Regions from separate parts of the Mus musculus genome. Here all the other regions are linked to region 3. Evidence: chromatin loops called from intact Hi-C (ENCODE). Cell type or tissue: heart. All regions are shown on one strand. Each heading gives the region's core, and the rest is flanking DNA. Links, peaks and the distances in the headings are about the cores only.

Region 1 (10,393 bases), core at 991-8,990, 70 kb after region 3:
CTTCCTCCATTCCTTCTTTCCTTCCTTCCCTTCTTCTTTCCCTCCTTCCTTCCTTCCTTCCTTCCTTCCTTCTTTCCTTCCTTCCTTCTTTCCTTCCTTCCTTCTTTCCTTCCTTCCTTCCTTCCTTCTTCCTTCCTTCCTCCTTCCTTCCTCCTTCCTTCCTTCCTTCCTTCCTTCCTTCCTTCCTTCCTTCCTTCCTTTTTTCTTACTTCTTTTGCAGTCCTAGGATAGACCCCTAGGCAAGCGCTCCACCAGCTTAGCTGTAGCCCCAGCACTTTCCCGTTCTCTTAAACGCCATGAGACAAGTCAAGGTGAACATAAATGAATCCTACTATTGACCTCTATCACTGAGCTCTCCTTTATAGTAAGAGCAGATGTCTTATATGATCTTTCCAGTGTCTAATTCCTAGACTCACCCTCTCATGCTTACCACCCAGGACTGTGCAGATAAAGGACATATGTCAAAGTACCCAGATGTTCTCTGCTAGGAAGTTATCTGAGATCTCTGGGTGACTGGGCGGAGGTCACATGAGAGCCATTGGTGGTGACACACCTCCTTGTCTTCCCAAAGCAATGGTTCTTCCTGAAGAGGACCCTGCCTCACTTGGTGCTAACACAGCTGGAGAGTCTGCAGCCACTGTGTGTGGGCTGCACGGACATCCGTGCCCAGCTCCTGATCCTGGCTGGGAAGGCTCTCCATCTGCTGTACGTGCAGACAGATCCGGTGTACCCTTCCTTCTGCTGGGAGGAGGAACTCTTGGTAGGTGACCCTTCTTCCTACTGCAGTCTGCTCCCCGACTTCTCCACCTCAGCTGTGGAGTTGGGATGTCAGAGGTGTTTCACCAATTCAACTCGGGAGGGTCTGGCCCCAGCATCTCTATGTCTTGGTCACTTGTGTCTGGTTGTACACAGGTCCCTGGGGGTGTTGACCTCGATCCTAAAATACACTGGGATGAGTGGTGTCTGCTCCGTGACCCTCTTACATACCACACAGCCTTGGAAATCTCAAAGAAGGGAAAATATCCCCTTCTTCTTGCTCCAATCAGGCCCACCTTACTCTAGGGTTAGGGTTCTCTGACAGAAGCAGCGACTGAACTCAGATCCCTAGCAGCAGCTCCTGCAAGCCTGTCTGTCTGTCTGTCTCTGAGTTCCCATCCTAAGAGCCTAAACAGAGGTACTTCTACCCCCAAGATGGTGCCAGCTTCCATGAACAAACTGGAATTGAAGCCTAGCAGACAAGCTCCCGTAGAAACCCTCACATTCCATGGTAGCAAGCCATGCCCAGGACTCAAAACCCAGGGAAGCTCCCAGCCAGCCAGCTCTGAAACCCTGGGCTCAGTCCCCAGGCTGTAGACAGCAGGAGAGCAGGAAGACCCGCGCCGCTGAGCAGATGGGGCTGGGCCCCTTGGTGAGCAGGTGTTTGTAGCATCTGCACAGGTAGCAGAGTCAGGGACTTTACATCCAGAAGCACGACCCCTCCTCTCTGCCCTCAGTTAGGGTCTTTTCAAGATGGCGAGGAACAGCTGTCTCTAAACATGCAGGGACCCCTGTGTGGAGTTCAGGAGGCTCCAGGAGACACACCTGCCTCCTTCCAGGCCCCAGAGTGCCTCCATGTTTGTTCCTTAGGTGTGGCCTGTTTGCTGCTGTGCAGCTAGCTTCCTGACACCAAAGCTCTCCGTCGCTCTTCCAAGCTTCCTTCTTCTTTTCCAGATGGGATCTTTCCTCTTGGCCCGTTTCCGTGAAGGTTCCTAAGTTGAATGTGTAGGGCTCTCATCCTCTTGAGTTTGTTGATGCGTTTCCCACATCCCGCTGTGAGATTTCTTCCCTGGCTGGCTCGATGGCTCTATGGTTTTGGTCTGACTTTGGGGGTGCTGTATTGTCACAGACACCTTCTGCTCCTGAGTACTAGCCTGTTCTCACAGATGATTTCTGTCCCTAGGGTTTGGTAAAGGCTGCTGGTGGACAGGACCTGTGTAGAACTAGTTTTTCTCCCACTTTGTGTGTGGGCCATTAAGAGATTGTCTGCCTCTTCCCACCACATTGGTAACACCGTTGACCCCACACCACATGACTTGTGATCGATATCACATGATCACTTACAACCCGAAGGACCCACTGATCCTTACCATCTTTCCCATCCCTGGCATCTGTGTTTTCCCTGCCAGCCAAGCAGGAATCCACAAACGCCTTCTATCGTGTGGTATGCCCTGTAGGTAGGCACTAAGAAGGATAGCCTGAGATCGCTGGAGACAGACACAGAGGACAGGAGTGTAGAGACCTCCTCCTCGGCAGTCTTCAAGGAAGCCCCCAAGGAGCAAAGCCGAAAGGCTGAAGGTCTGAAGGTATGCAGCATTCTCTACCTGTCCCCTGGTGGCTTCCGCCTGAAGAGCCCACCTTAGCTTGAGCTTTGCACTGCCCACAGAAAAGGATGGTGCTGGCGAGGGGGTTCCTGGCTCAGACATCGGAGGTATTGCTGCAGTGTATACAGACTTCCCTGAGCAACAACCTTCTGGACATCGTGGCCTCTGCCAGCATAGAGATGGTGGAATGCATTGGCATCCTGGATCCCATCACCACCTGCCAGTTCCTAACACTGTCACAGGTATAGACCTCCTCTGCCCATCTCCAAAAGGGCCCTTGACTGCCTGTCACCCCAGGGGTGGGAGTGCCTTGGCACCATCCAGCCCTGTTGCTGTCCACTAGACAAGATGGGGTGGTCCTGTGGTTGAAAGAAGAAGAGATCCTCCCTGTTCTCTGGGCCTCAGGCCAAGCTAGTCCTTAAGTAATAGAAGCCAGCCATGTAACTGTTCTTGTAGCTCAGTGGACACATGCAGTACTCACCACTGTCTCCCCCATCCCCCCCCCCTCCACACACACACACACACACACACACACACACCGAGTCTCTATGATGGAACATACTGAGACTCCGGAGAAAGGGCTGGCATAGCACTGACACCTGGTCCGACAGGGGCCCAGCAGAGGGTGACACACAGACTCCTAGATGGCCACTCCCGGCTCAGTTGTCCTCTGCCACCCTCCTACACGGCACACACCACTCTTGTCTGCTCTGCTTCAGAGCTGTTCAACCTCAGAGATGATGCGGAAGGTCCTGCTCACGGCCACGAAAAACACGGGCAGCTCACAGCTGGCGGCCCTGCTGCAGCTCCACCAGCGACTCAGGCAGCAAGACAAGATGTCCACCAGCCTGTTTGCCAGTGTAGAGCAGAAACTGGCCTCCTCTTTCAGGGTAATGGGCCGGGGAGCCTGAACACACACTCCTGTGACCTATATTGGCCTCTGAGCTGGCTCACTGAGTGCTAATAGGGCAGTCTCTAAGTGCCACCTCTAGCTGCGTGGTGCTAGAAGACCTCTCCGCCTCTCTGAATCTCATATGCCATGGGTACAGGCACAAGAAGGCTGAAAGAATTGTAGTTCCTTTCCACTATTTGCCCCAGGGGAGTCGAGGTCTTGGTGAAGTCCGGTAAAGAGCCAGTGATGTCTGGCAGCAGGCAGCCATGACACCAGAGAAGTAGCTGAGAGCTTATACTGAGAAGGTCTATAGGTTTTTGAAACCCCACCCCTGCGGGATGGGTCATCCTTATTTAAACTCCCATAAGCCTCCACAGGTCCCTATGAAGTCAGGCCAGAGAAATCAGCCAGAGAAGACAGTACATCGGTACACCCACACAACAAAACACACTGAAGCAAGGAGAGCTAGCTTCTGCATGAACCAGTGTGATGAGGCTACCCACACACTGAGGTGGCCAGCGGCTAGGCAAGAAGCAAGCCACCACCAATAAAGTCCATTCACAGCCCCCATATGGTAACATGACCCATCTCTTCACCTGCCATATGGGTACGGCCATTGTGAAGAGTCCGCTTGGTGCCTCACGTAGGCGTTATGTGGCTCTCTCTATTTCTTATTCTTTGATAAAAGTTTTCTAAGACATCATTTCATTTTTGCAAACCCAAAGCTGGGTCTTGAAGCTGTGCGCATTAAGCAACTCACACAGGAGATCTGGGGGTACCCCTCAGGGCCCACGCTGGCTGACTGCCGTGGGCAGAGGGGACCCTGAGGTGTGTGCATCCTCTAGGAGTACTCACTCACAGGAAGCAGGAAAACTGGGGGTCTGGGTAAACTGACCCCAAGATAGGTCTGCAGCCTGCAGCCTCAGGGCTAAGTGGAAGCCCTTAGCTAGGCTCAAGGAGGCAGTAAGGACCTTGAAGAGATGCTATTTAGGGTTTCTGGGAACTGCATCCACAAGTAGGCAGAGCTGGGCAATTTGAGGAGCCAGTGAATTTCTCATTCCTCTGCTGCCCCCTTGTGGTACTGATGCATTCCACAGCCCAGACACCTGGGGGAGAGCAGTGGCCGTTCTGAGTGACCATCCCCTGTCACACACAGGCATGGCAGAGCCTCTGTGTCACAGAGCAGCATTTCAGCATCCTGAATGAGATCCCACCCGTGTTCCGGATCCTCTTTCTGCAGCATTCACAGGACAGGTGAGGCTTTCCTCCTACCATTGTAAATCTCCACCCTGTTGAGAAAGCCCGGCCAGAAGGCATGGGCAGAGCAAGCTTACCACACCTCTGCCCCTAGCCTGAGGCCAACTGGGCCATCTGGAAAGCATACTTGGCAGACTCAGCTAGTCCACTTGACAGGCATGGGCACTCGTTCAATCCAGAGACAAAGGGAAGCCCTCTTCTGACCCCCCCCCCCCCGGAAAAGACCGGGGTGAATTTCCATGACGACGAGGGATGTATTGGGAGGAAGGAGCTCTGATCTGCACTCACACAGGGTCTCTCTGTTAGATAGATCTGGCTAGGCCTGCACTCCTAGACCTTCTGTAATTTCCCTCTTACTTGGGTTATACAGACTGCTTCCTAGGCCTCTGTCTGCCAAAATAAACATTGAAAGGCACCTGTTTGGGTGCCGACTGCAGACTGGCCCGCTCGGCTCCTGAGACCTCGGTGCTTGCCTGTTCACCTCCCCTGGGAATGGGCCTGTGACCTCTGCTCTGCCTGCAGGTCTTGTCTGTATGGTGCTGCCTTTGAGAGACCAAAGACCATGCCTTCACCCAAGGGGAAACTGATAACCGTGGGCGGTAAGCTTGGGTACAAGCAGGGGCTCCTCCCATCGACTCCAGATGGGTTGCAGTGGGTGGGAGAAATCCTTGCCCCAGAGCAGGACCACAGAGCAGGGGAGGGGAAGGGAGACTGAACCCAGGAGACGAGAGAAAATAGAGGCCCCACGTTCCTCTAAGGGATCCAGAGGATCCATGCCTCCCCAGAACTCCCTCTGTCAATCACCACTGTGTTTGCCTCTGCCTGAACTTTCTGGGTAGTAGCCCTCATGTTCCCAGAGAAGAATGGGGGAACTCAATGTGCCCAGAAGACCTTCCCATCACATGTCTCCCCTCTGAGACGTCAAGGTTAAATACCCTCACAAGGGTCTCCATCTGCCCACACGACTCCAGTAGCTCTGCTCTGAGCCCTGTAAAGGCCTCGGGTGTATTTTGACAGGTTATTGCAAGGTAACTCGGGTGGCTACGAGTCCAACTGCCATCTCTGACCTGTTGACGAGTATCCAGTGGTTCCAGAGGCAGACACGGGTCAAGGTACACAGCCAAATTATGACCCCGAACCCAAGCACTTGAGGCCCGAGACTCTAAGCCATATTGTAGACTGCAGCCCATCCCAGGGAAAAAACAAGACTCTGAGGTTGGATTGGGCCCGGGTAATGGGCCCAGAACTCAAGAGGAGGAAGGGGAAGCCCTATGAAAGGTGGGGAGCTCCTCTGAGTCCTTGGATTGAATGTGACCCCAGAGGAGGGGTCTGGCTACCTCTTCTCTGCAGAGCATAGGGTTACCTGTCCTGGGCCGATCCCTATCAGCAGGACATTCCTCAGTGTCATCAGAGGACAGGGACAGGGACAGGGATGAGGTGTCAGGATAGTTCCCGGAAAACCACTGGGAGCATTGTGCTGGGGGAAGCGAGAGCATTGTGCTGGGGAAGCGAGAGCAATGCCAGCGCTCTTTGTGGAAGGGCTGGAGCCGAATGATCTCCAGGGGGTCTTCCTAACTTGTTTCCCAATTGAGTACAAGTCATATCCAGTCACCACTGGACAACAAGCTATGATTCGGGTTAAGACAGGAATATTTCTTGCCTGTTCAGGAGCAAGCCCTGTGCACTCAGAGTCTCAGCAGCATCCTGGAGCACATGGAGGACTACCTGAAGCCCATCACCCCCCAGCTCACCTTCCCAGAAAGCAGGTATCAGCATGTCATTTCCTCTGAAGGCTCCCGGGTGCGGGGGGGGGCAGCCATCTTCCTCGCACCAGGTGATGGGCAGCTGAAGCTGGTAACAGAAGGAGCTAGAGGGCTGTTGTACGTGGGGCTATGAGTCCCAAAGTAACCAGGGTCTTCCTGGCGCCCACAGGCCAGGCCAGCTGGGTGTAGCTGAAGGCCAGATCCCACCTCACATCTGGAGACAGGAAAGCGCCCATCTGAGCTAAGTAGCCAGATGTGAGGGGCAGACATCCAGGGCTGGTTTCTGCGCTTTCCCTCCATGTGGAAACTTGTCTCTGCGTGGTGTGGCCCTACCCAGGACAGGCATAAGCGCCTAGCTCTTTTGTGTGTTTTATAGGCAGGAGTCCCACTGCTGCTGCTGCCCCTGCCCCACTGACCTCCCTGATGTGAGTCTGATGTGTGAGAACTAACCAGCAAGGCCCGGGGATCAGCCTCGGGCACTCATTTTGGGAGAAAAGCAGGCAGGTGACGGTGGAGCTAGGCATTCTTCTCCAGCAGCATGAGGACATCCTGAGGTCCCCTTCTGTTGGCACTGTGTGTCAGATGCAGAGATGGCCCTGAGTGACAGCTGGGTGTGGTAGCACAGGACTCTAATCCCAGCGCACAGGAGGCAGGAAAGTGTCTGAGTTTGAGGCCAGCCTGGTTTACATAGAAAGTGGGGAGAAACAAAACCTAAGCAGCAATGGCCGAGCGAGGACTAGGCTGCGTGGCGCTTCTCAGCCTGGTCTGTGGGTGTTTCCCTATGTTTCCTAAAGCCTGAACACAGTCACTCTGAATTTCAGAAATCAGATGCCAACAGCTGTGGGTGATGCAGGGAAAAATAAAGGCAGAGAGAAGGAAAGGAAAATCTCTCTCCCTTCAGGTAAGTGGCAGGGACAGACAGACCCAAAGGCCACTGCCGCTACTTCAGGACCCTGTGGTGACACTCACCCATTCCATCACGGAAAGCCTGGGCGGGTCAGGAGTCACAGGTTCCACGCTCAAACAAGTCCTACCTGGGCATGCTACACAGGACCCAAGGTTCCTCTCCTTGAGGTCTCCTAGAACAAAATCACCCCCAGGCTGGGCAGAAGGCCCTAGGAGAGTGGTTCTCAACCTTCCTAATGTTCCTCATGTGGTGATGACTCCACAACCTAAAATTATTTTCATTGCTACTTCATAACTATAATTTTGCTGGCGTTATGAGTTGTAATGTTAATGTGTTTTCCAGTGGTCTTAGGCGACCCCTGTGAACCGGTTGGCCAACCCCTGCAAAAGGGGTTGTGACTCACAGGCTGAAAAACACTGCCCTAGAAGGTTCTGGGCACTGAGACTGACAGCTCTCTGAGGAGGATTATCAAACAGTGGATCCATGCTGCCCTTTCTGGGCAAATTATCAGTTCCTGGCCCATAGTGCCCTTAAGAAAGAGCGGTGTGTTATACACCCAGCTCTCACTGTCCTGGCCAGATGACAGTCTGCTGGTCCTTGTAGGAAAGATGAGCATTGCTGCCCTGCGTTGGGGAGTTCACCAGAGGTGGCCGTGGGAAAGGGCTCTGTCTCATCCGCCTGGCGGCCTTGTCTGTGGGGTACTTTTAGCACAACCCCCGCTGTTTTCACTTGGACTGGGAAAACTAGGAGGATGCTCTCACTGTGCGACTCCCCAGGCAGGAAGGTCAAATGCGGGCCCATCCTGTCTCTTGGCTAGCTTCTCTGATTTTACTAACGACTGACTCCTTTAAAAGGCAATTTCCTATGTTGAATTTTGTCTCCTTTTCGATTGCCACTAAGAACTGACAGGTGGCAAAGGGAATGGCTGCTTGCTCCCCTCCTCTGCCACCCCCCCCCAGCCAAAAAAGAAAAAAAAGCCCCAAGCTTTTTCTCCCAAGTTGAGTTGGCCAAATTACCATGAGCCAGATGCAGCAAACACCCCAAGAACTGCAGGTTGCCTTGATAGCTTAAGACGTGGCATCCTATAAGGTGTACCACTACCTAGTGACTCTGTCATAAACTTGATCTCACCATCAAAAACAGTGGCTACCTCAGGGACCCTAGCATGTCAGGGACCAATGCAGCCATGCCTCTACAAGCTGAGCTGGGGACATAGTCTTCCCTCGTATCTTCATGCCCGGGATGGCAGCCACCAGGCCAGTCATCTAGCCACAAAGTCAGGGCTTGGAGTGACGAAGCTGAAGCCCCACGTCCGTCCCGTCCTCAGAGCTGGTCTCTCCTGTGTCTGAGCTGCTGCCACTTCCCTTCCACAGGGCAGCCTGACCCTGAGTACCTGATCCTGATTGTGGACAAGTTCCTCCTGGAGCTGCCCCTGGAGGGGCTCTCCATGCTCAACGAGGTCACCTCCCTGTCACGAGATTTCTCTCTCCAGATGCTGTGGAACCGTCTCCATAAGGAGGAGCGAGGTGAGCAGCGCCTTAGCCACAGGAGCACTTAATTTTAAAAATGGAAAATTTTAAACTACTTTTCAGATAAAATATTGTTAACTCCCATCAAAAGGTAATGAGCAAGGCACTGGGGGGTGTAGCCCAGCGTGGAGTGCTTGACTCGCGTGCACAAGGCCCTGGGTTCCATACCCAACACTGAAAACCATTGCCAAGTGTTTTCACGTCTCCCTTGGCCCTTACCCATTCAAAATCACTTCCAGAATAGACACCATGTGCTGTGAACAGAAAGCTCTAACCCATGTTTCATGGGTGCTGATGCCATAGCAAAGAAGAATCCCACTGAGCGAAAGACCTGACACCCAGACTCACTTGGCTCAATGTTGTGGGGCAGCGAGACAAGGTGGGCACTGCAGGATGGTCCAGTCTGCAAAAGTCCTCCAAACTGCTCCTGGGGCATGAAGCAGTAGTATTGCTACCCTGCTCTAAACTCCCTGGCAGATGCACACACACTCCTCACTACCAGCCCAAATGTTTTGGGTTCACAAATGAAACATTGACACACACACACACATATACACACACACAGCCTTCTATTTTAATATGCCTTAAACAGCGCAATGGTTGGGCACATCCAAACCTCCCTGCAGCTAACACACTCTCCCCTCCAATATTCCTGAATTATTACTTATTAAAATCTATATTCTATCTTGGCTACCATGAACCCAGACCTGTAGTCCTGATGGGCTATGATCCCTGACTCTTACATGTTGTTAGTGTCTAGGTCTCTCTGCCCTACACAACCCTGTCTCTAGCAGGGATTCAATCCTGGCTGACATGAACTGGATGCCCTATGGGGCTTGAGCTAAGCCTGCAGCTCTGATTTCTAGCTTCTGGTCCCTGGGACTTTATCGATCCCTGTCCTGAAAGTGTCATGCAGTATAGAGGAGTCCCTCCTAAGGCCAGGCAGTGTCTTCTCCTTTCTTGGCAATGGTGTTTCTCCTCTTCCCCCATGGTGGTCCTTTCCTGGGAATCTCAAAGTCCCCCCTCTGTCTCGCTGCCCCCCCCCCGCAGGCAACTTTATTTACCAATTAGAACCAGCTGGTCGTTGTAGGGGCCATCAGTGTCTCACACGCAAACGTGCCAGTTTCCATGAAATTTGGGAACCCAATTAACATAAAATAAGCAATAAACCAAATCCACCACAGGGGCATACTGACACTTCAGAATCCATGTCGTACACCAAGAAATACCGAAGGAGAGATGAAAATACAACCCAGTAGTAGAGCATTTGCCCAGCACACACAAGGCGCTGGGTTCTAAAACCAGGACTGCAGGAAGGGAAAACCATTCAGTGCTCAGTAAGTACCAAGTTAAATTAAATAGCCTGTGCTTCCACTGCCCCTCCAGATAAAATAGTAAGAGCCACGTTCCTCCTTCCAACCACAATGACAAGAAACTGGGCAGAAAAGAGGAAACAAGGTACCAGCCAACCCAGGGTAGTGGCACACACACACACACACACACACACACACACACACACACACACACACCCAAGAGAAGGGAGACACATAGTGAGTCCCACACTGACCCAGGGTGCCTCTTAGAGTTTTGTTGCTCAAGCATGGGCAGGAACAGCAGGAACAGCCCAAGAGGCTATTGCTGACATGGAGCTAGGAGCCTAGAGGGAAAGATGAGTTCAGAAACAA
Region 2 (10,393 bases), core at 772-8,771, 200 kb after region 3:
GATCAAGAACCCTGAGTGTGACGTGCCGACACATTTATTGCTTAATACCATTCCTCGTCTGACCCGAAAACTTCGGAAGGTGTTTATTTACTTTCAACACCTTCCAGGGATCAATATTTTTAATTTGGATCCGAGTTATTATTTTTCACATCACAGCAGCGGGGAGCAGCGTAAAGTGGCTCATATTTTAGTGCTAAAAAGATCGATACGACAGTTTCACCTTCACTGCGGCCCGGCTGCTGCGGCCGCACATCATCACATCCCGAAGGGCCATGGTACTGAGGCAGGAGGGCAGGTCATCACCCGACAGGGGTGCAGACAGCCATGATTTAACTGAGTGCAGGGCGCCCAGTGCCCTCAGAAAACCAATCTTGCTCCTCTCACTTCATCAGGTCTCCAGTGAGGAGGAGGACGGCAGGGCCCAGTGCAGAGGGGGCCACTACTGGCCAAGATTAGTCCCTCATCATAAACACATTTGCCTTTCCCTCCTCTTCCTCAGATCAAAGAACATCAGCCAACTCCATTAATTGCCCACAAATTTCTCCCAACCTTTTATTTAGGAGAAAGCAGGGAGGCAGCACCCACAGAGCAGTGGGAAGGAAGGGGCTTCTGGGAAGCGCAGCCTCCACTCATCAGTCTCGCCCTCAGAAGAACCAGGGCTTCTGCTGGGGCAGTCAGGCCACACAGGGCAGGAGCCTCCTGAGGACACTCAGGGCATGGGGGCAAATGTGGACATCACACCAGGAAGGACAAATGTATGACAGCCCCTTGTCAGCCTTCAGCACCTCACGTTCTCCCTAACCTAATTTAACTATCACCAACCCAGTCCACCCCACGCTCTGCAAATAAATCCTAGAGCCCAAGAAAACTCAGGACACCCGGGCGAAAGCAGAGTCACACATCTTATGCCTAAGTGCTCTGTCTTATACCTCCGAGAAATACCTATTCCCAATAGTACTGGCAGCGACACAGAGGAGAAAGTAAAGAAAGAGACCCTGACCTTGTACGAGGGCAGAAAAAGAACTACCAGCCCACATGTGAGCAGCATCCAGGTATCTAGGCAATCTTGACGGGCGGGTCTGAGGCCTTCTGCCAAGCAAGAGCCTTGCAAAAGCAGACAGCAGGACGTTTGCATTGACAGAGCTGCCCCTGAAACTAAGAGGTAGACTTTGCCTACTGGAGCCACCCATAGCCTGCTATTGTCCCTAAATAAGATGGGTCACTGGAATCTCCAGTTTCTGACCTGCCTAGGACACCATTCAACTACCATTATCCACCACCTAGGCTGCTTGTGAATAAGATCCCGAGGGGAACAGATGAGGCTAGAGTTTCCTTAAGTACCCCAAACTCTCCTGGTATTACCCACCCAGACCACCACACCCATGCCTGCCGCCAACAGAACAGCATGCAAGCTTTTCTCCAGGCACCTGCACCTTAAAAAGCATGTGCAACCTCCGGGAATGTTCTACCTCCAGCTATCCGGTCTCCTTCCTTGGCCTGAGGCAAGGTATGGGCAAGCCCAGGTCGAGACAGGGTGGTACTGAGAAACCTACTGATGCTGCCTCTTGTCAACTGCCCCAATGGCACAGCTCTCTCCCTGAGGACCTATGACAGCACACTAAGCCCTCTCAGACCTCTCAGGAGCTATGCCACCCATAGCAACAAAGTCTTTCCAACAATAAGCCATTAGTAAGGTATGACTCCTTCAAATTCCCCCTGGCTGGTCAAGAATTTCCTTTCCATTGAAAGGGGGTAGTCCCTCCTGTTCCCTAGCACTTTACTCTAGAAACAAGAGCTTTGGCCAGGTCATATCAGCTCTCAGTGCTCTCTCCTCTGGGTGCAGGCAGAAGCAAAACCAAGAAGCCTATTACCTTCTAGTTCCCAACAGGAATGCTATTAAATTAGCTGCAGTTTCGAGAGGCCACCCAGGGTTGGCTCTATAGCCAGACAAGGACCATAGCCCTAGACCTGGGTTTTGGATCCTGTCTTAGTCAGGGTTTCTATTCCTGCACAAACATCATAACCAAGAAGCAAGTTGGGGAGGAAAGGGTTTTTTCAGCTTAACTTTCCACACTGCTGTTCATCACCAAAGGAAGTCAGGACTGGAACTCAAGCAGGTCAGGAAGCAGGAGCTGATGCAGAGGCCATGGAGGGATGTTCCTTACTGGCTTGCTTCCCCTGGCTTGCTCAGCTTGCTTTCTTATAGAACTATCAGCCCAGGGATGGCACCACCCACAGTGGGCTAGGCCCTCCCACCCTTGATCACTAATTGAGAAAATGCCCCACAGCTAGGTCTCATGGAGGCACTTCCCCAACTGCAGCTCCTTTTTCTGTGATAACCCCAGCCTGTGTGAAGCTGACACAAAACCAGGTGGGACAGCTCCCCTATTCAGGCACCAGAACGGTAGATATCAGGCCCCAGAATGGGATGAGAGGATGTGCTGAGGACATGGACCAGGCCATGTCTGAAGCCCACCACAGAGAACACAGCCTCTGGCTTCCCAGACTCAGGTGAGCAGCCAGCAACGCACTGGTGAACACTCCATGCTGAAAGGCACCCCTTAAGCAACAAAACAAGACAGTGGTGGAATTATATGAAAATAAATTTTCAGTCTCTTCCTCACTTTGCCATTCTGAAGCAAGAGTACAAGGAAGCCGTTATCTCACGCACTCTTATTGATGCGCCCGCTTGTCCGGAGGTAAGCGATGTGTTTTCTATGCTCCTCCGAGTGGCTGGCTAAATCAGACACATGATTTCCATGCTGCTAGAGTGTCTGATCAATAGACACTAGCGCAGACTTGGAAAACTTCACCCAGGTAGTTCCTCAGTGTCCAATCTGCATGGCTGGCTTACTGTGAAACCCAACTGTGCCACACTGTGATGCCGAGAGCCCTGGAGACTGGAGGCAAGAGGCATAAACCCAGGAAGTAGCTCTAATGCCAGGTGGGCTTGCTCATCCCCCTCTCTCCCTCCCTCCCTTCCTTTTTCTGGGTCCTCTGAACTCTGATTACCATTCACAGCACCTCAAGGTCATCGTTCTATCCTCTAATCCACACAGCACAGAGCTCAGCTTCCAGCTAGGCTCTTCTTCAAGGACCCTCCCTCTTAGGTCTATCTCATCTGGCAGGCCCAAGAGGGCTGCCCTAAGAATAAGCAGCCCTGGCATCCAACAAGTCCTCAACTGCACTGTGATTCCAACTCTGACAAGGTCAGGGGTTCTTCATGTTGTTAGAAATCAGGGTTCTTACGAGGGCGCAGCCTCGTAACTTAATAGATCTCACCCATGACTCTTCTACCAACATGACTGGCTCACAGGGTCTATTCCCACCAACTCCCTCCCAACATGTGGTGTCTCTCTCCACTTAGTGGTAGAGCCCCCGTCCTCACTGAGCCAGTCTCTGGCAGTGAGGAGTGGCCCTAGCTAAGGTACCGCCAGTACACGAACATGCACTCTAGGAGCCGGCTGTCCCTCAGGAAGAGGGCACAAGGGTTTGAGAAGGGAAGAAGCAAGCAGGCAAGCCAGTGCACAGGTCAGGTAACAGGAAGCCACAGGGAAGCTGACAGTAGGGCCTGGAGAGTGGCAATGATGGCCCCAGCCCACAGAAGGATGCAGATGTCCCTTCAGGAGCACACCATGGGCATCTGGCATTCTAGGGCCCAACAGCAATGACTCAGCCTCTAGGAAGATGAGTTCCTGTACCTCCACTCCTGCACCAGGTGGTGGCCAAGAGATATGTAAAAGGAGTTCACTGAAAGAGCTCATGAGAACGCTGGGCCCCAGAGTGAGGACAGCACAGTGTGGTGGGCTGGGTACCACTTGGGAAGCACATTGCTTGCTCTTTTAGTTCCTCTACAGGTAGCTACAGAGCCTCATAAAACCACTTCAACAGAAGAGCCACGTGTTTCACTTATGTCACTGATGTTTAAACTGGTGGCACCTTGACCAGGACACTAACAATCAAAAGCACAAACCATTCTCTGGATGCCACAGGCCTCAGAGCCATCTCTCATCTCAGCAACGCCAGCTTCCACACACTGCATGGGGCCCAGGGCCTTCCTACCTGGATGTTGTTCCCCAGTGTTTTCAGTACTGGCCTAGACGCGCAGCATGGAGAGGAACGTAGCCTCTGCCTTCCTGTAAATCCTCCTCGAGGAGCTCTTTCTCGGCTGCACTTTGGCTTCTGGCCCCCCAGTCCCTGTGATTCCCTCATGCCTCACTGAGTTCACCTCTTTGGATCCAAGTTCCTTGCAACTGGACCAGGAACTCACCCAGTCCCTGAAATTAAACACACCCACCAACAGCCTCCGATTCTCTTCTGTTCATGACTGTCACCCTCTCTCCAAGGTGCCACTGCCTTCTCCCACCCCATCCAGAAGGTCTGTGGGTATTCACATTCCCCCCCCACACACACACACACTCCTAGCCCTCCAGACTCCTTGTCTGCCAGGAGACAAGTCCATTCCATGACTCTAAACATGGGACAGGGACCTGTACACGCAATCCTGGGAGAAAACAGCAAACAAAAACAAGTTAAGCCAACCAAGGCGGGCTCTCCAGGGAAGCAAAGTCAGGTACTCGTAGTGCTCCAGGACACAGTACGCTCACTCCTGCCCTCTCCTGTGATTCACAATTAGCCATTCTGTTGGCCCAAGGCCAACATCCTCTTCCAATGGAAACATTCAAACACAAGGAACAGGATGGGGACCCAGATTTTCCAGTGGTAACAACCTAACATGCCAGTCTGGCAGAATGTCTAAAGACCCAGACTTCTAATAAACAATTTTCCATGTAAAACTCACAAGGAGCAGTGACAAAGCCAGGGGCCCAGCATCGAGGGGTCGTTTTCATGGTTTCTGTACAGCATAGACAGCAGACATCCATCTCACATCGATAGGCAAACATGGTAGCCACAGTAAGCCACAGAGAACTTAATGTCCCCATCTCAGGATAAAAATCTTCGGAGCTATCCCTGCAGTGAGCATTGGGGCTGCATGTGCTGCACTGGTGCCACCTCCTGGCAGCAAAGGCATTTGCAAGTCTCCTATTCTAAGCCCCTGGAGCATCACCAGCAACAGAGGCAGCAGATCTTAAGCTAGAGTCTACCCCATCACCAGGGGCTCCCACCCCCACCCCACCGTCAGCTCATGCAGCAGGTGCAGTTCATTCAGCCCAGCAGCTTGTTGGAAACAGGCCACTATTTTCTGATCCCCATTAATGCCCATGACAGCATTTATGTATAAGATAAATTCATCTCAATTTCCTTTTTCAATTAATGGCCTATTATTTGAACCAGACTCAGCTAAAAACACTCAGCTGATACCATCAATCTTACAAAGATTAAATTTCTCTGTCTGAAGCTACGGGGTGCCAGGCTAGGCAGGAGGATGGCTACCTAGCTGTCCGATGCAGCCAGCTATGTTCAGGACCCCAAGGGTGGAGGTCCTTCCTACCAGGACATCCTAAGGCCCTCACTAAAGGCCATAACACAGCAAGAAACACAGTGAAGGGCTGTGAAGTGGATGGTGCTCAAAGACCCAGGGCCACTGTAGTTACAATCTGGGATAAGAGACCTCTACTCTCTGCTACCTACAATGACTCCAGACAGACATGGAGAGCCCTTGATCATCACCATTCATCAGACATGAAGGCACTTCATATCACACTGTTGTCGATAGAGAAGCTGGGTACCAGGACAGGAATGCCAAGGCATAATAACTTCTTGACAAGCAAAGGGGAACAAAGCAAAGCAGATCTACCACATGTCATGCTCTGCCCTCAGACAGCGACCTTCTTCCTCTGTCAGCCCAGCTATGAAGGCTCTTGCAGTGTCAAACCAGCCCTGTTTGTGAACGTGGGATTTATCCTCCCTTCCCTGTATTTTAGGTCATTCTGTCTATAAAGTCAAAGGGGAGTTATGGAGAAAAGAACCTTCCTACAGATGATGCACTAGTGGAGCAAGGCCTCAATGCAGGAAAGACAGGAAAGCTGCTGCTGAGCCTTCTGCAGCACTGGTGCCCGGTCCGACGGTGATGCACCTTACTAAGATTCTGCCTGCATTTTCTGCTGCAAATCCCATTGCCACAGTCGGATCTAAGAGTGTAAGTTTTGTGAAATTGTGGAAACCCTTAGCCATTGTTTGTCCAAGCATCTCTGTTCCCTCTGCACTCTGGAAGGCCCTAGAGACATGGTGCCAGGCCACATGACATCATCCCAGAGTGACCCTTTCAGGGTTGTTTTCATTTCTAGCAATTTCCACTGCTTTCCCTCAGTTTACCCCCTTTCTGTCTGTTGTGTCTAGTCTGATGTCTATCTTCACTGATATCTCCTGTCTTTTTCATCTGTGTAAATCTGACTTAAGAAGATAAAAAATTTGGGTATTGGCAGAGGAAATCCAGAAGGCTAAAGGGAGGGGCCTTTTACAAGAAGGAAAGCAGCACAGAGCTGAGAGGAAGAAGCCAGCAGCAGAAGCAGCAAAGGGAAGATGAGGGGAAGCAGGAGGACTATATTCTAAGCAGGCCAGGGCTAGAGGAAGGACACCTCTGAAAGTGGGTGGGTGGAACACCAGTGAGTTTGAAGAAAATGTCTTTGAGAAGATAGAACATACCTGGCACTGAATGCTCCAAACACAGAGACTGAAACCTTGACAGGTTGACAGGGGTTCTCTAGCCTAAGGACAACCCCAAAGCCTGCCTCCCCCTCTCTGTCTCTGTCTCTCTCACAAACAAACATACACACACACACACACACACACACACACACACACACACACACACACACAAGATGCAGGGCAGGAGCCATGCCCTGTTCTGCCCACCATGACATACACCCTTGCTATATCTCTCCATATACCCAACAGAAGCCAAGCCAGGGAGCTGCTCAGGGTAGCCCATGGCAGAAGATGGGCTGACAGACAAGGGCCACTGCTAGATCTCACCTTGTGGAGAAGAGAGGTAGCACCTATGAATGTGACAACCTATGACAACCTATGAATGTGACAACATGTCAGAGAGCAAAGTAAAAGGCATCGGAGCAGAAAGTTAACTCAATCCCTGAAGGCCTAGGCACCCCAGAGCTTGAGATGCCGTTCTCCAAGCCAACAGTTACAAAGGCTTTCAAACATCTCTCGATACTTCCTAGCCCTTCCCAGTGCCTCCTGCCTCCTAAAGCAGCTATGACCCAGGACACTTCTAGAAGAGGGACAGTTCCTATGAGGTCGGTGCAGGCTTTATCCTATACCACTGTAAGGCACACCCATTCTGAAGCAGGTTTCCCTCTGAAGGCCTGCTCAGGGCTTACAAAGTGATTGCCAAGCCCAGGAGCAGGGGAACTGAGCAGCTCAGGCTCCAGTTCAATCTCTCATCTAAGCCACGCTGGAGACCTGGGTCCTCCTCTCTGTCGGACATCTCAAGGCCAGCCTCCCTGAGCTGGCCACCCCCACCCCAGCTCCTGCCCATGCTCTCTCTGGACCAGCAATGAGATACACTCTTGAGCCTCGGCCACCAGCTCTGCCAGGCTGGGGTTTGGGGAGGACTGGGGCCGTCCAACAGTCAACAGAACGTGAGAAGCTTTTCATAGGACAGTCACACTGCTGTGACAGGGCATGCGTGCCGACTTAGTACTCTTTGGAGACAGCTGAGATTCAGGTTCCCTTGGCCTGGGATTCATGCCATAGCTTAAAAACGACTCACCGTGAAGTGTTCCTGTGACTTGTAGTTTTCATCCAGGTAGACACGCGCCCTGTTGTATTCTTTCATTGCGTCACTGGATAGTAGTTCTCTGGGAGGGAAAGAGTGAGCACAATAAGCAAAAGCCCAGACGCCGTGCCTTCCTTCCCACCCATGTGCTCCAAGCCACCAGGCCATGGTTAAAACTGTTTTTCACATCACTCTGAGACCCACACAGCCCCTAAATGGGCCAAGCAGGAGGGAGGGAAGGAGGAAAGAGGGGAAGATCAGTGATAGCCACAGTGGACTCAAGTCCTCTTTGTGTCCTTGGCATACAGAGAGCAGCCACATAGCAGTCTCTGGTCTCTACTCAGGCCTGTGAGATGCCTACACCATGGGGCCTCCCAGGGATAAAGATGCTGATGGGAGCCGGACAGTGGTGGTGCACGCCTTTAATCCCAGCACTTGGGAGGCAGAGCCAGGCGGATTTCTGAGTTCAAGACCAGCCTGGTCTACAGAGTGAGTTCCAGGATAGCCAGGGCTACACAGAGAAGCTCTGTCTCAAAAAAACAAAAACAAAAAACAAAAACAAACAAACAAACAAAAAAGATGCTGATAGGAATACCTGGGACTCACTTAGGCCACACACCATGTGTAGGTGACTTCCAGAGTCTGCTGCTCTCATTGGCAGCCCCACAGTGCAGACAGTGACAGTGACTAGCATTTCCTTAAAGGAGACAGTAGCCCATGCTCATCAGCCAATGTGGCAGAGCCTCACTGCATCTCCCACCATCCCTTTTTTATGGTCAAAGCCCAGTAGGTTGATTTTATCATCATCTCTAGGTTGGCTAGAGAAAAAGTACCTACCACACATCCAGCCCAGAATGTGGGACAAAAGCCCATTCCTTCTCTGCCGCTGGTGAGAAGCAGGCACAGCATATGACCCAAAGTACAGATGTTAGGGAAGGACCCCAAGGGAAACCTTAAGTCTAGGAAAGAGAGGCAGCAGATGAGCTGGCAGCCACAGATCTCAACATGTTCAAGGGCGTGAAGACGGAGAAAGAAATGCCTGGGCACCAACCCTGAGCACTGAATTGAGATCCCGAGGAGTGAGGATTAGAGATGACAGGGTACCAAGCTCATCTGGTATCAAATGCCTGATGTGGGATGATGGCTTGAATGTAATCCCCAAGACACACTCAGTAGCAGAAAGAAACTAACCCTTATAAGTTGCTGTCGGACCTACACACACAGGACACTGGCACATGCTGCCCTCCTCCAGACAAATGTGAGTAAAAAGCTACCTGACATGGGAAGGGTCGCATAACATCAGGGCCATAGTTTTTTCAAAACAAGCTACCAACAGATCCAGGCCCAGAAAGGACAAAAGTAATAGGACTAGTGGAAAAGAATGTTAAAATGATAAATATAAATATGAGTCCTAAAGGAAAATAGGAATGTACAGAAGAAAGGAGTTTCTGGTGCTGACAGACAAGAATCAGGATCTCACAGGATAGACAAAGAGTGAGCATCCCTGCAAAGCAATGCAATGCAATAGGGGCTCCCATGCCATGTGGATGGCTGCGCCTCTCTGGGCAACACTGAATCAGGGCAAGGGAGGAGGGGGCCGGGAGAAAAGCAGCATCTATGGACAGAGGGGACTAATGTTCTCCAAACTTAGGCAAACCTGTAGGTGCACCGTTCGAAATAAACAATATTAAACCAGAACACAGCAAACTGAGCTGCTACAAACAAGGTAGATGTAGATGAAAGCGAGCAGCCGGGAAAGCACATTATCCACAAGAAGATGAAGATGCACACAAGGGCTGGGCTCTGGTCGGAAACAATGAAACACAGAAAACAATGACATGGTGTCCTTGAAGTAGTGAGGGAACTGACAAGCTCCCATTCATCCCCAATAAACGCAGCTTTCAAAAATGAGAACAACGAACTTTTTCAGACAAACAAAGGCTGAGAGAATCAGCAGCAGCTGACTTGTACTGAAATAAACAGTACAGAAAGCTCTTTGGCTAAGGAAAATGGTCCAGGTAGAAGCTGAGTCCAGCCAAAAGCAAAGAGCACTGTGCGGGAAATCCACAGGAGGGTACCTGACAGCCCCGGCCTTCTCAAGGACAGCTGCTCTTCAAAGCCAGAGCAGCAAGGCCTGTACTGCCACACACAGCCCATCTAAGGGACAGTAGTGATGGAACCTCCCTCCCGAGGGCCACTGGCCTACAGGTGCCCAGAGCTCAGTGCCCATGGCACCTTCCCCCTTCAGATGCTCTGCTGCTCCAGCCCACAAGCCTCTCTCTCCTTTGCCAACTTGCAGTCCTTGGTGTTAACACTAACTTCTGTCAGTGATGTGTGCTGCAGATGGTCTTCATAAGGTAGCTTGGCTCTTCCTTCGTTCAGAATATCTTTCTGTAACAGTATGGCTTTTTTTTAACAGGACAAATGTGTCAATCTTATCTTTCTAAGCTGCAAGTTTTGCACATCCTGAAAGAAATCCTCCCTACCTCAAAGCTACAAAGATCCTCTTCTATATCTCTATCTTCAAATTTTACTTGAGTATAACTAGAATTCATTCTGAGGCAAGGTAGAGTGACATCTTGGGACATGGTGAGGCAGGATCTCTATAAGGAACTTCTCAGCCTGCTGCACCAAGGGCATGCACCATGGAAGACATCCCGTACAGCACGTCTGCCCACCCTTGTTGTTCCACTGCTG
Region 3 (10,393 bases), core at 734-8,733:
TAAGCCAGCCCCAACAGTGTAAGAGCGGGAGAGCTGGCCCAGCCCCTCACTGACTGCAGCACTTGGGAGAGTAGGCCCCAAACCTTGACTTGCAACACAGTGGAGCTGGCTCTGGAGTATGTGTAACAGGTGAGGGGGTCCTGATGGCATGAGAGCAGGAAAGCTGACCCTGCAGAAGGTGGCATTAGATGGCATGGCTGGAGCAGTGCTGGGGAACCTGCCCTGGTGGGCGGATAAGGGAGAGCAGGCAGGCTGACCAGCTCAGCCATCATGCAGGCCCAGATCCAGGGCTCTGAATTGGCCCAGTTCAACATCTACATCATCTGTGAATGGTTGAGATGAATGGATGGGCCAGATCCAAAGCTGCAGGATCTCCATGACACAGGGCAACTACACACTAGCCGGAAGGAGTCCTGATGACGAACCGATATTGCTGGTGTCACAGAAGCTGAAGATCTTGAGTCAGACCAAGGACTCACTGCAATGAACATTTGCAAGTGGAGATGTGTGGACAGAAGGGTGGACTGTGGGACACACTGTGACACTCTACAGCTTCCATGATGAGGTATTGTCTATGCTTTTGTTGTTGTTGTTGTTGTTGTTGTTGTTGTTGTTGGTGGTGGTGGTGGTGGTGGTGGTGGTGGTGGTGGTGGTGGTGGTGTGTATGTGTATTTGTGTGTGTTTTGTTTTGGGTGGGAAGCTGTAAGGGTAGAGGGTAGATATGAGGTGATCGGGAGATAAGGCAGACTGGGCTGCATGATGTAAAACTCTCAAAAAAAATCACTAAAAACGTCTTTAAAAACTAGGTGAGAGATATGGAGACAAGCTGAGGGTCTCTGTTCTGACCCAAAGGATGCAAAACATTTGGGGTTGCTGTCACCTGGGTGGAAAGACAATGCTCCTGAAAACGGATTCCATTTGCCATCCTGTTATGCCCATGTTGCTCAGAGTGTCTCCATGCTGAGGCTCAGGAGTCCCAGGCTGCAGTGGCCCTAGCTGCAGTGGCTGTAGCTGCCACATGGGCCTTCGGTAAATGATGCTGAGTGAATGCATGGCACTTAGATGGGAGAAAGTGAGGGAAACAGGTTGTGATGTGCCACCCCTTCCATGAACAAGGACAAACTCGATGTGCCCGTGCCACCTGAGCCATACTGTGACTGTAGGGTGCAAAGATGTGGCGAGAGGCACCGGATGATAGTTGCACACTATCGAAGGAAGCCAAGTAAAATCTAAATGTCAGCTAAAATAAAGAGCAGGCTTTTTAGCATTTCTATAAAGTCTTTACATATGCTGGCACAGTACTAAGAAGATTCATTATGTGATGCCATGTTTAACTGGCACCCCGTATGTTACCTGGCTGACTCATGAGGGTGGTGGGCCCCACTGGAAATGGAGGAGCAGTAGAGGGTTTCTGTGTCTTGTCTGAGCGCATTCCTTTGTAAAGGGGAACAGACAAAGCAGGGACGAAAGGGACAAGTTTGATCAATGGAGAAAGACCCAAGTGGAAATACATGTGGCATAAGTCATAAGGACCATTTCCTGGTGATTTTGAGAAGTTCGCAGTGGTAGAGGCACCCCAGGAACTCAGGATGCTGGGATGCCAGGTGTTAGGGTGCTGGGGATGCAGGATGTCAGTGACATTGCGTGGTAGAATAGTGGATGTTACACTGGGATGCTGGAGACACTGGGATGCTGGGGATGTTGAAAATTAGGATTGGGATGCTGGGATCCTAGGCATACTGGGAGGCTGGGAATGTTGGCATTTGAAGAAGTTTGGGTTTCTGGATAGCTGGGGTGTTGGTTTGCTAGGATATTGTGATGCTTCACTCTGTTTGCAGGTGGGGTACAGAGCCCTGCTAAGCCCCACAGGAAACTCATCTGCCCAGGGAGGCAATGTCCTCTCTGTTCTGGGCTTGTTCCTTGAGGTGAAAATGGAGGATAAGTAGGCATCCCCTCCTGCCCTGTACTTCCCTTGCACTTCTAAAAGGCACCAGGCTCCTCCTCCTGGTGAGGGACTAGGCAGTACAGGCTTGGTTTGGGAGAGGAGCAGGGCTTTCTGCCCTGATTCTCTGCCCACCACCCAGAGCCCTGCTCCAGCTATTTGAAGGGAGAGAGATTGTACGCCTGCTTCCTGGGCCAGAAGAAGGTTGTATGTACACTCCCATAGTCACACCTGTGAACACTTACATTATACACTGCACACATTCACATACTTGTGTTCATACTCACTACTAGCTCAACATTCGTATACGTACACAATTCATACATCTACAGTCACACACACCAGCACAATCACATTCACACCCATGTATAACTCACCTTTGATTCACACACACACACACACACACACACACACACATACACACATGCATGTGTGTGTGTAATCAACAGACTCAGTATTCTTGGAATTCTTGTGCCATCATCAAAACAGACTCAGTGGCTCTCAATGTGAATCCACAGCCATGAAGAACCGACTGCTGCAGTGTGGACAGGGGACACGCTCACCACTCTGCAGCCCACAGTTGTTTCTTCCTGGCATGGAGGATGTGGGCCAGCAGCCAACTGACCTCCTCCAAGGGACATCCAGCCAGTGATAGTCCCTAGCCCACCAGCAGTGATGTGTGCAGGACGTGGTGACCTAGGTAAACCTGAGGTAGTTTGGATGGACAGTATCAGGAGGAAAAGCCAATGCTTTAGATACTATCTTTGTGTCCCCCTGATGCAATTGTTAGTGTAGATCTTCCCTCGCCAGCTTTGGAAAGCCCTTAGGTGGTGGTGGCACGATATTCTTCTGAGAGTGGCCAGTGTTCCTCCAGCCCTTTCTTAACATTGCTTTGGGTGTCCATCTTCTGGGGTTTTTCCCACGAGCTGGCATGGGCGGGGGGAGTCTTTGTGTCCGTTTCCTTAAACTTATTGAAACCTAGCAAAATATGATCCTTCAAGGAGTCAGGGAGCCATAACCACATAGTATAAACATGCAGAGCCTCCTGGGTGCTTAAAGTGCAGGGCCTTGAGAGACAGCCATAGTCTGTGGGACCCCATGCTGAGGAAATACTGCCCAAGGTGGGTCAGCTTTGAGGACACCCAGCTGTGTCTAGAAGGGGTAGGAATGTGCCCTTGGTGGACGAAAATGACATTTCCAATCAGAAAGGCTGACGATACTGAGCTCAACTGCCCGGTAGGGTCTTAAGGACTTCCTGCCATGGGTGGGGGCCAGTGGCACCTGGGCATCTGAGACTCAGAAGGGAGTATGAAGAACAACTTGAATAAAAGCCAGCAAACCCCAATCTCAGGTGGCCCCACCTCAGAAGAGCCTCACACGAGGGTCTCTGCGGTCAGCCAGGAGACAGAGCTCGGTCTCCAGCACTTCTACAGACAAAGAGCAGCGGGTGACATCTGCTAGATGAGGGAGTAAGTTTCAGAGATAGCATCATGAACTCCATAGTATCACACTCTTGGAGTCAGGGGCCTGAGTGGCCTTGGCAAAATGAAACACATCTAGCAAGAAAAAAATATTTTGTGTCACATTCTTCATATTTATAGCTACTATGTAACCAGGAAAAATGAGTTTTAATATTTAATGTGTTTGGATTTGGGAACACAGGGCTACATAATGTTTGAGCGATGTTTACTCGGTGGAAGTAAATATCTTTATATTTACTGCTCTATACGCACTACAGAGAACCTTTACAAATAAAGATCCACGTCAGCATTGTCATTGGAGTGGAGAGACGCAAGGTTGCTACTTCCAAGGTGGAATACTGCTCTGGGAACCCTTGAAAAACATATATGACATTTACGTTTCAGAATTATATCAGGCATACTCAATTTTATTACACACCCCCACACAGATGGTTGAGATTTCCCACCTCATGAAAGTGCAAACGAGACCCATATTCAATGAAACCCACACTGCAGAATTGAATTTCAATATCCTCTCGGGTTGGCCATATGAAAGATAAAACTCCCATGATACAGGACAGTAGCTGGAGCCATGAAACCCCCGCCCCTGCCCCCACCCCCAGTAAACCCCATGTATGTGCTCTCCACCCTAACAGACTCTTGCCCTAAGCACCCTCAAGTTCTGGAAAGTAAGAAAGTACCTCAAAACTTCCTGTGGTAGACATCTCACCCCTGGATCCCCTGACCCCCATGATCTGCCCAGGCCTAGGAGGAGCCCCAGTTCTGTTGCACCTCCTTCCAGGTGGAGTTCCTTACTGGAACTCAGGGGCTTTGTGTTTTCTTTGGTTCTATCATGGAAGAAAAAAAAAATGAACATAAACCAAGATGTCTCTGGCTAAAAGGCCTGGTGAACGTGTACCACCTGCGTCCAGCACCAAGCCAGGGGGGAAACTTCACCATCAATTTCTCTGACAGTAGGTCTGAGCATAACAGCCCAGCCTCTCAGTGAGAAACCTTTATGGCTCTCTCCAACATTCTCACACAACACACACACACACACACACACACACACACACACACACACACACCAGATGCCCACTGTTCCACATTGCCAGAACTCATCATGGATTGTTGCCTGCAGGGTCATTCTTTATTGCTTAGCCACAGCCCCTTGTGTGACCAACCATCTTTATTGAGGTCTTTGTTGGCTATCTGGGTCACTGAGCCTTGGGCTATCTTGAACAAAGCAGCCATGAACTAACTTCCTCTCCCTCTCCCTCCCCCCTCTCTCTCTCTCTTCTCCCTCCTCCTCCTCCCCCCTCCCTCCCTCCCTTGGTCTCTAGAACTTCAAAGGGTACTCATTATAAGAGGAGAATTTCTGGGTCATGAGTCAAGTACATGCCTCAGTTTACTTAGAGCTCCCAGTTTTTCGGTGATTGTCACTTTATCCCCACCAGCTGTGTGGCACATGCAGCTGTTTGTCCCCACCAGGACCTCTATCATCAGGCTTCTTGATTTTAGCTGCACTAATGGGTTTGAATGTGGGAGGCATTTCTTTGTGTTGTTTCTCTGATTACTGGCAACGGTGGCGGCTGCACTCATTCCCTGCTCACTGGGTAGTCAAGTAGCTCACGTTGTCAAGTGTCTATCCAAGTCTTTGGCATCTTCTAAAACTTGCCTGTGATTTATCCATTGAACTCTTATATAATCTAGACACAGGTCTTGTATTAGATTTTATTATGAATGTTTTCTTCTAACCTGTAGTCTACCTTTTCATTTTCCTAACAGCTTCTTTCAAAAGATCAGAAGACTCTACTTCTGAGGAAAGATTTTATCTGTTTCTCCCTCTGTGGTTTTTTAGTTTGCGCCTGCTAAGGTCTCACGGGCTCATGTGCTGACTCATAGTCCCAGCAGGTGGCGCTATTTCGAGAGGTTCGGTATTCTTTAAGAGGTGGTGTCTGGCTAGAGGAAGTAGGTCACTGGGGGCGTGGCCTTGGGGACTGCGGCTTTTTCCCTTAGATCTTGTATACACGTTTGTCCTTCTGCACGCCGTTCTAAACGCTCATTTAGGATACTAGAGTCAGCTTTGTCTTTGCCTATACGCCTGCTAACCTGCTGCCCACCTGCTGCCCCGGGGATCTCCATCATTGCCCACCGACCACTGCTTCTCAGCTGATGAAGCGCAGCTCCTCCTGCAGCTCCGGGCTCTGCCCCAGCTTGGACCTCCAAGACTACTATGTCTTAATGAAAGTCATCTCTAAGAGTGATCCTCGAACAAGGGCTCTAGAGCGTTTGTGGCGTCCCCCCACCCCACCCCCCGCATCCTTCCTGATCCCAGAACTGCTCCAATTCCAAGGCTTCTTGCCCAGGCAGCAGCTACAGGCGGGTCTACTCAGTCTTCACTCCTCAGATCCCTTAGATAATGTCACACATGTAGACCCGCCACAGGTGGCCCTTGCAGATAGAAAGGGGCACGCTTTCTGAGGCTGGCAACTTCCCTGTCCGACTGGTACCCAGCAGCCCACCTTCCTGCTCTGGTAGGCATCTTCTGTTAGATCTTTTTCCTGCATCCGTCCAGCCCGCGCTTACCGGAGCAGGGAGGTTTTGTGGAGTTCCCTTGTCTTTCTGTGCCGCAACAGAGCAGGACACAGAAACATGGGTGGATGGATGGGAGGTGAGCGCAGCCTGGCAAGGAAAGTGAAGACAGCATGGTATGGGTGCCCTGGGTGCCAATTCAACACTCAAGAGTTCTTGACCTGGCCTCACTCGGTGTCCATCAGTTCCGCTCCGCCTGCTTCTTGTCTACTTCCCCGCCCCCTTCCCCTCCCTACTCCCAGCGTCACGGACTCCTCAAGTGTAGCCCCGCCCCGAGCTCCCGCGTCCTTGGTCTGGGCCCCGTCTCTAGGCAACCGCTACTGGTCCAGCAGTGGAGCTGTATAGTTGAGGGCCTCCAGGGCCATGGACCTGATCATAACGCAGGAACTGGCCCGTGCCCGGAATCAACAAGGTGGGTCTCACTCTAACTTTGCTGATGGGAACCCCTTGACCTAAGTAGAGTGGCACAAAAGTCCGTGATGCGATGCGGTGGATACAGTTGTTGAACCCTGGCCTAGTCGCTGAGTGGGGATGGTTGAAAGCAACCTGGCCAGGAATTCAGACCCATATTTCTGTGCCAGAGGAAGGCTCTTCCAGGGACTGTGGACTGTGTCTCTCTGACATACCTATGCTGGGCCCCTCTGCTGATCCTCTGCCCGATAGATGCAACTGCCCTGCGAAGAGCTTATGAACTGATCAAGTCTGCAAACCTGGGAAAGTCGGAGCTTGACCCCACAGAGAGCTTCAGCCCGGACCTGTTTGTGCTGTGTGCAGAGCAGGCACTCAAGGTGAAGCCCTTGAGTGACTGGCTGTCACTGGCACACAATGAACCTGTCCCCACCTTCACATCTTTGGGTGTAAACGGCACAGGGTTAGGGTGGATGGGACATTTGATGAGTGTTGTGAGTATAGAAATGACCAAGCTAGCCTCACCAGTGACCCAGAGCGCCTTCATCCTGGGCATCTTCCTTCCTCTTCCTGGCTTCAATCTCCTACAGATGAAAGAGCCTGAGATAAGCGAAGACTGCATCCAGATGTACTTCAAAGTGAAGGCGCCAATCACTCAGTTTTTGGGCCGAGCGCACCTGTGCAGGGCCCAGCTTTGTGCCCCACAGTCAGAGGAAAATGTGGTAAGACTACCCCTCTCCACTTCTCACCCCACCTCCAGGGATGGCAGCAAGGCAGGTCTTAGAGAAGCTTTAAAGCAAAATGGGACTGAGGAACCAGAGTCTCCTTCACAGTGATGCAAAAAACATCGGCAGTTCCCATTTGTGCTTTTCTCTCCGCTCGGTACTCGCCAGGTGCCTGACATGAGTCCATATGACCTCCCACCTCTGCAAGGGGGTGCTATGACCTTTCTGTCTTCTCTCCCCCAAAGCCCTTCCTGGGCTGGGCAGAGCGGGAGGTGGGAGAGTCTGGAACCCACAGGCACAGCCAGCTGTGGTTGCTCAAGGGTCTTCGCTGTCCCCGGACTGTGCATAAGCTGGGGTGAAAACCAGTTTGCATTGGATGCCAGGAATGAAGATGAGCAGCAGTGGGTGCTGGGGTGGCTAGTTGGCTCACCTGGGTATTCTTTGTGCTGTCTTAGGAAGAATTTGAAAATTGCGTGACACAGTACATGAAGGCCATAAACTTTGCAAAAGGAGAACCGAGGTAGGTATGCTGAACTGTCTGTCTGCTTCTACTTGATTGCATAAGACTCTGGTGCCCACAGAAGCAAGCGATGTCATTTCTCTTTCTGACATCCATCCCTTCTCCTTTCTGTTTTGTGCTTGTAACGAATGGAGTTATGACACAGGCTTGTCTTACTAGCTGGGAAGGCCAGCCATACCCATGCAGACTTCCTATGCTGTGCTTGCTCAGGGCTCACTGAGATTTGTAGATGGCTCTCAAAGTGTTTTCTCGGTGGCCTCCTTCCCAACCTGTCCCCCAGAACTCCTTGTTCCTGGCTTTTGGGTCTCTCTGAAGGGAGAAGGGCACGCTTCAGGTTCTTCTGTGGAGACTGTAGTCCGCTGGCCCTGAGCCAAGGCTTCCTGGCTGCAGCCACGACTCTAGCACCGCTTTTTAGATGGTGGTTGTCTTTTTTTTTTTCCCTACCCAAACCCAAATTCGATTGTTGAAATGGTTAAGTTGGCATACACTGGCATTGGCACACATGCAGTGGGACCCAACATTAGCAGTAGCTTTTGCTCATCCCGCCCATGCCCACTGCTCATTGGTTGATATCCTTATCAAGTTACTGAATGCATAGGCACAAGGGTCCAAGGTGCAGCCCTACAAGCCTGGATGAGCCACCCCAGCACCCACTGCTGCTCCCTCCCTCCAAGAGTCAGAAGCCCGTGCTACACCAGAGATCTTAGCACAGTGAATGTTTTCAAATAGATCCATCCAGTTCCTAGCCATGTCCCACTGCAAGGGTCTTGGAGACAGTTATAAATGGGCCCGACAGGTGACTGGGAATCACTGGTCCGGCAGTTGGCCATTTGGTTTCTCTCCCTCCTTCCTGGATAATGAGCAGCAATGACCTGTCCAGTAACCAACCAGTAATAGAATGTCAAGCCTGTCCACTCCAGAAAGCAGCTTTATAGTAAGAAAGTGCCCTGTGTGACTCCCTCAGGTGATGACCTGCCACTCAGAGGAAGATGCTGGGAGGTAGCTCTCATACATCTTCAACACCCTTCTCAAGAGCTTATGATCGGACATGGAGTTTGTCCTACAGTCCCTCACTTCCACTGCAACACACTCATCTGTCTGACTGACCATCTTTTGCCTACTCAGCTCCTGGCTGATTCTTGGACTTCTTCCAGGTCACAGTCAGATGCCACCTCCTCCAGGAAGCCTTCCATGTTCTTTCCTCCCTTGCTTCTGACTGTATTTTCATAGGGTGTGGTTAGTTGTGGAATGACTGAACCTAGCCCAGCCGTGTCATCACCACTGTGAGTGAGACAGCCATTGCTCGTGTGGGAAAGGGCTGTCGGGGTGGCTCTGCATCCTGGTGCCGATGCAGATTGGTGAGGAGTACCCTAAATGAGGTGCCTGCGTCTGATGGTGATTGGACACACCTTCACTCCCCTCCTGAATGGGTCCAGGAACCCGGATACCCCCAGCCCTGTGCCTCCAACATTCTGATTTCTACTCCTGACCCAGGTATTACTTCTTGGTGTTCAATGCTTCTGTCCTCTACTGGAACATGGTGCGGCCCTTCCTGAAGCCTGGATACCACCACCTCGTGATTCCCAGCCTCTCCCAAATCATCACTGTGTTAAATCAGACAGAAGAGGAGGACAAGGAGTGGCGGGCAGAGCTGATGCTGTGAGTGGGGTGGCAGCCCTAACAGCCCTGATGAGTCCCTGATTACGATTCACATAGACCTCTCTCTCTCTTCCAAGGTAGGGCTTGGGTTTCTGACTTGTCAGCGGGTTCTTCCTAGAAATCTATGGATATTGCCACACGCCTTAAAGACACATCGGGATTCAAAGCAAAGGAAATAATGACACAGCCCTTACTCCTGGTCCATGCTTCTTAAAACATTAGTGTAGTGGGGTTTGGTTGTGGGTTTGCTTTTGGTAGGCACTTTGGCAAATAGCTATGCCAATATGAGCATCACACCTGGGTTCCCAGATACCTGGGCATGGGAGCTCTGGGCTTGCTGCTTGAAAGCCACAGACTATCAGCAAATTCTAAAGAGGGGGTCTCTCACAGGTTTTGTGAGGATCTTGCTACAAACAAGAGACCGGGTGGATTTTGTCAATGTGAATTCCAGCATCAAAGATGCCAGTTCAAGTCCAGACCTCAGCCTACCGGCTTGGGGACCTGCTTGTGGCTATTTGGAAAACCTCTAAGAGGAAGTTGATGTAAATGAGATGTTCCTTCAAAGTATCGACTGGAAATGTTCTTAATTAAAGTGCTGATAGCTGTCTGTGCCATCAGCAGGAATTTCTCCCACTCCTGCTGGCTTTGCACTGAGCGGTGGATCCTGGCGTGTGCCGTGAGCTTCCCTGGGAAGCTCCGGAAAGTTTGCAAACTACAGTTTGCCAAAGCCTGAGGACCTAGTTACTGGAGATTTGCAACAAAAGAGCTCTGAGAATGCTAATGTCTGTTGTTTTCTGATGTCCAGAGAACTGCTTGAATGTTACCTGCAAGCCGGAAGAAAGGAGGATGCTACCAAGTTCTGCTTGACAGCAGCGCCATTCGTCAGAACCCAGGTGCCCCACAAGTACCGGCAGATGTTCTCAACCATGGTAAATAGACACTTTGACAAGAGAGGCAATAACTAGCTTTGTTAAAAGTCATTTTCTAGGAACTATGCACAAAACAGTAATAATCCCACTTACAGAGGAAGGCAGGAGCTTACACATGTGTGGACAAAGCAAAAACAATGAAAAGAACAGGCAAA

What was found. Peaks named below come from ENCODE experiments on the same cell type or tissue, not always from the same donor. Only the 100,000 strongest peaks of a DNase experiment are listed, where the experiment ranks them.
Region 1: a loop joins it to region 3, with 10 times the contacts of the local background. A loop is called at or near these places in 2 of 42 quality-filtered maps.
Region 2: a loop joins it to region 3, with 5 times the contacts of the local background. A loop is called at or near these places in 3 of 42 quality-filtered maps.

Annotation. Positions count from the first base shown.
Region 1 is chr7:139,610,289-139,620,681 of GRCm38, reverse strand. It overlaps Cfap46 (cilia and flagella associated protein 46), which reads left to right. Exons shown (of 59, transcript NM_001302546.1): 41 at 572-760; 42 at 2,214-2,342; 43 at 2,423-2,602; 44 at 3,080-3,250; 45 at 4,409-4,506; 46 at 5,032-5,108; 47 at 5,527-5,621; 48 at 6,178-6,275; 49 at 7,094-7,173; 50 at 8,553-8,705. The region is part of intron 5 of Gm33031 (a long non-coding RNA gene); the gene reads right to left. Among named protein-coding and RNA genes, the nearest start is that of Nkx6-2, 33 kb to the right of the region's middle. In heart, for the core only: a CTCF peak has its summit at 4,325 (motif pointing left); a DNase peak (open chromatin) is centred at 4,341; H3K27me3 peaks cover 5,086 bases.
Region 2 is chr7:139,479,017-139,489,409 of GRCm38, reverse strand. It overlaps Inpp5a (inositol polyphosphate-5-phosphatase A), which reads right to left. Exons shown (of 16, transcript NM_001127363.1): 4 at 7,691-7,778. Among named protein-coding and RNA genes, the nearest start is that of Gm46004, 95 kb to the right of the region's middle. In heart, for the core only: a CTCF peak has its summit at 5,014 (motif pointing left); DNase peaks (open chromatin) are centred at 4,619 and 4,988; H3K27ac peaks cover 392 bases.
Region 3 is chr7:139,679,738-139,690,130 of GRCm38, reverse strand. Cfap46 (cilia and flagella associated protein 46) reads left to right here and starts at 6,316. Exons shown (of 59, transcript NM_001302546.1): 1 at 6,316-6,409; 2 at 6,661-6,785; 3 at 6,996-7,127; 4 at 7,586-7,650; 5 at 9,145-9,309; 6 at 10,115-10,238. The coding sequence starts at 6,361. Gm32680 (a long non-coding RNA gene) reads right to left here and starts at 6,077. Exons shown (of 3, transcript XR_389968.2): 1 at 5,992-6,077; 2 at 4,104-4,250; 3 at 3,389-3,775. In heart, for the core only: a CTCF peak has its summit at 5,301 (motif pointing right); DNase peaks (open chromatin) are centred at 5,370 and 6,260; H3K4me3 peaks cover 1,187 bases; H3K27ac peaks cover 730 bases; H3K27me3 peaks cover 2,095 bases.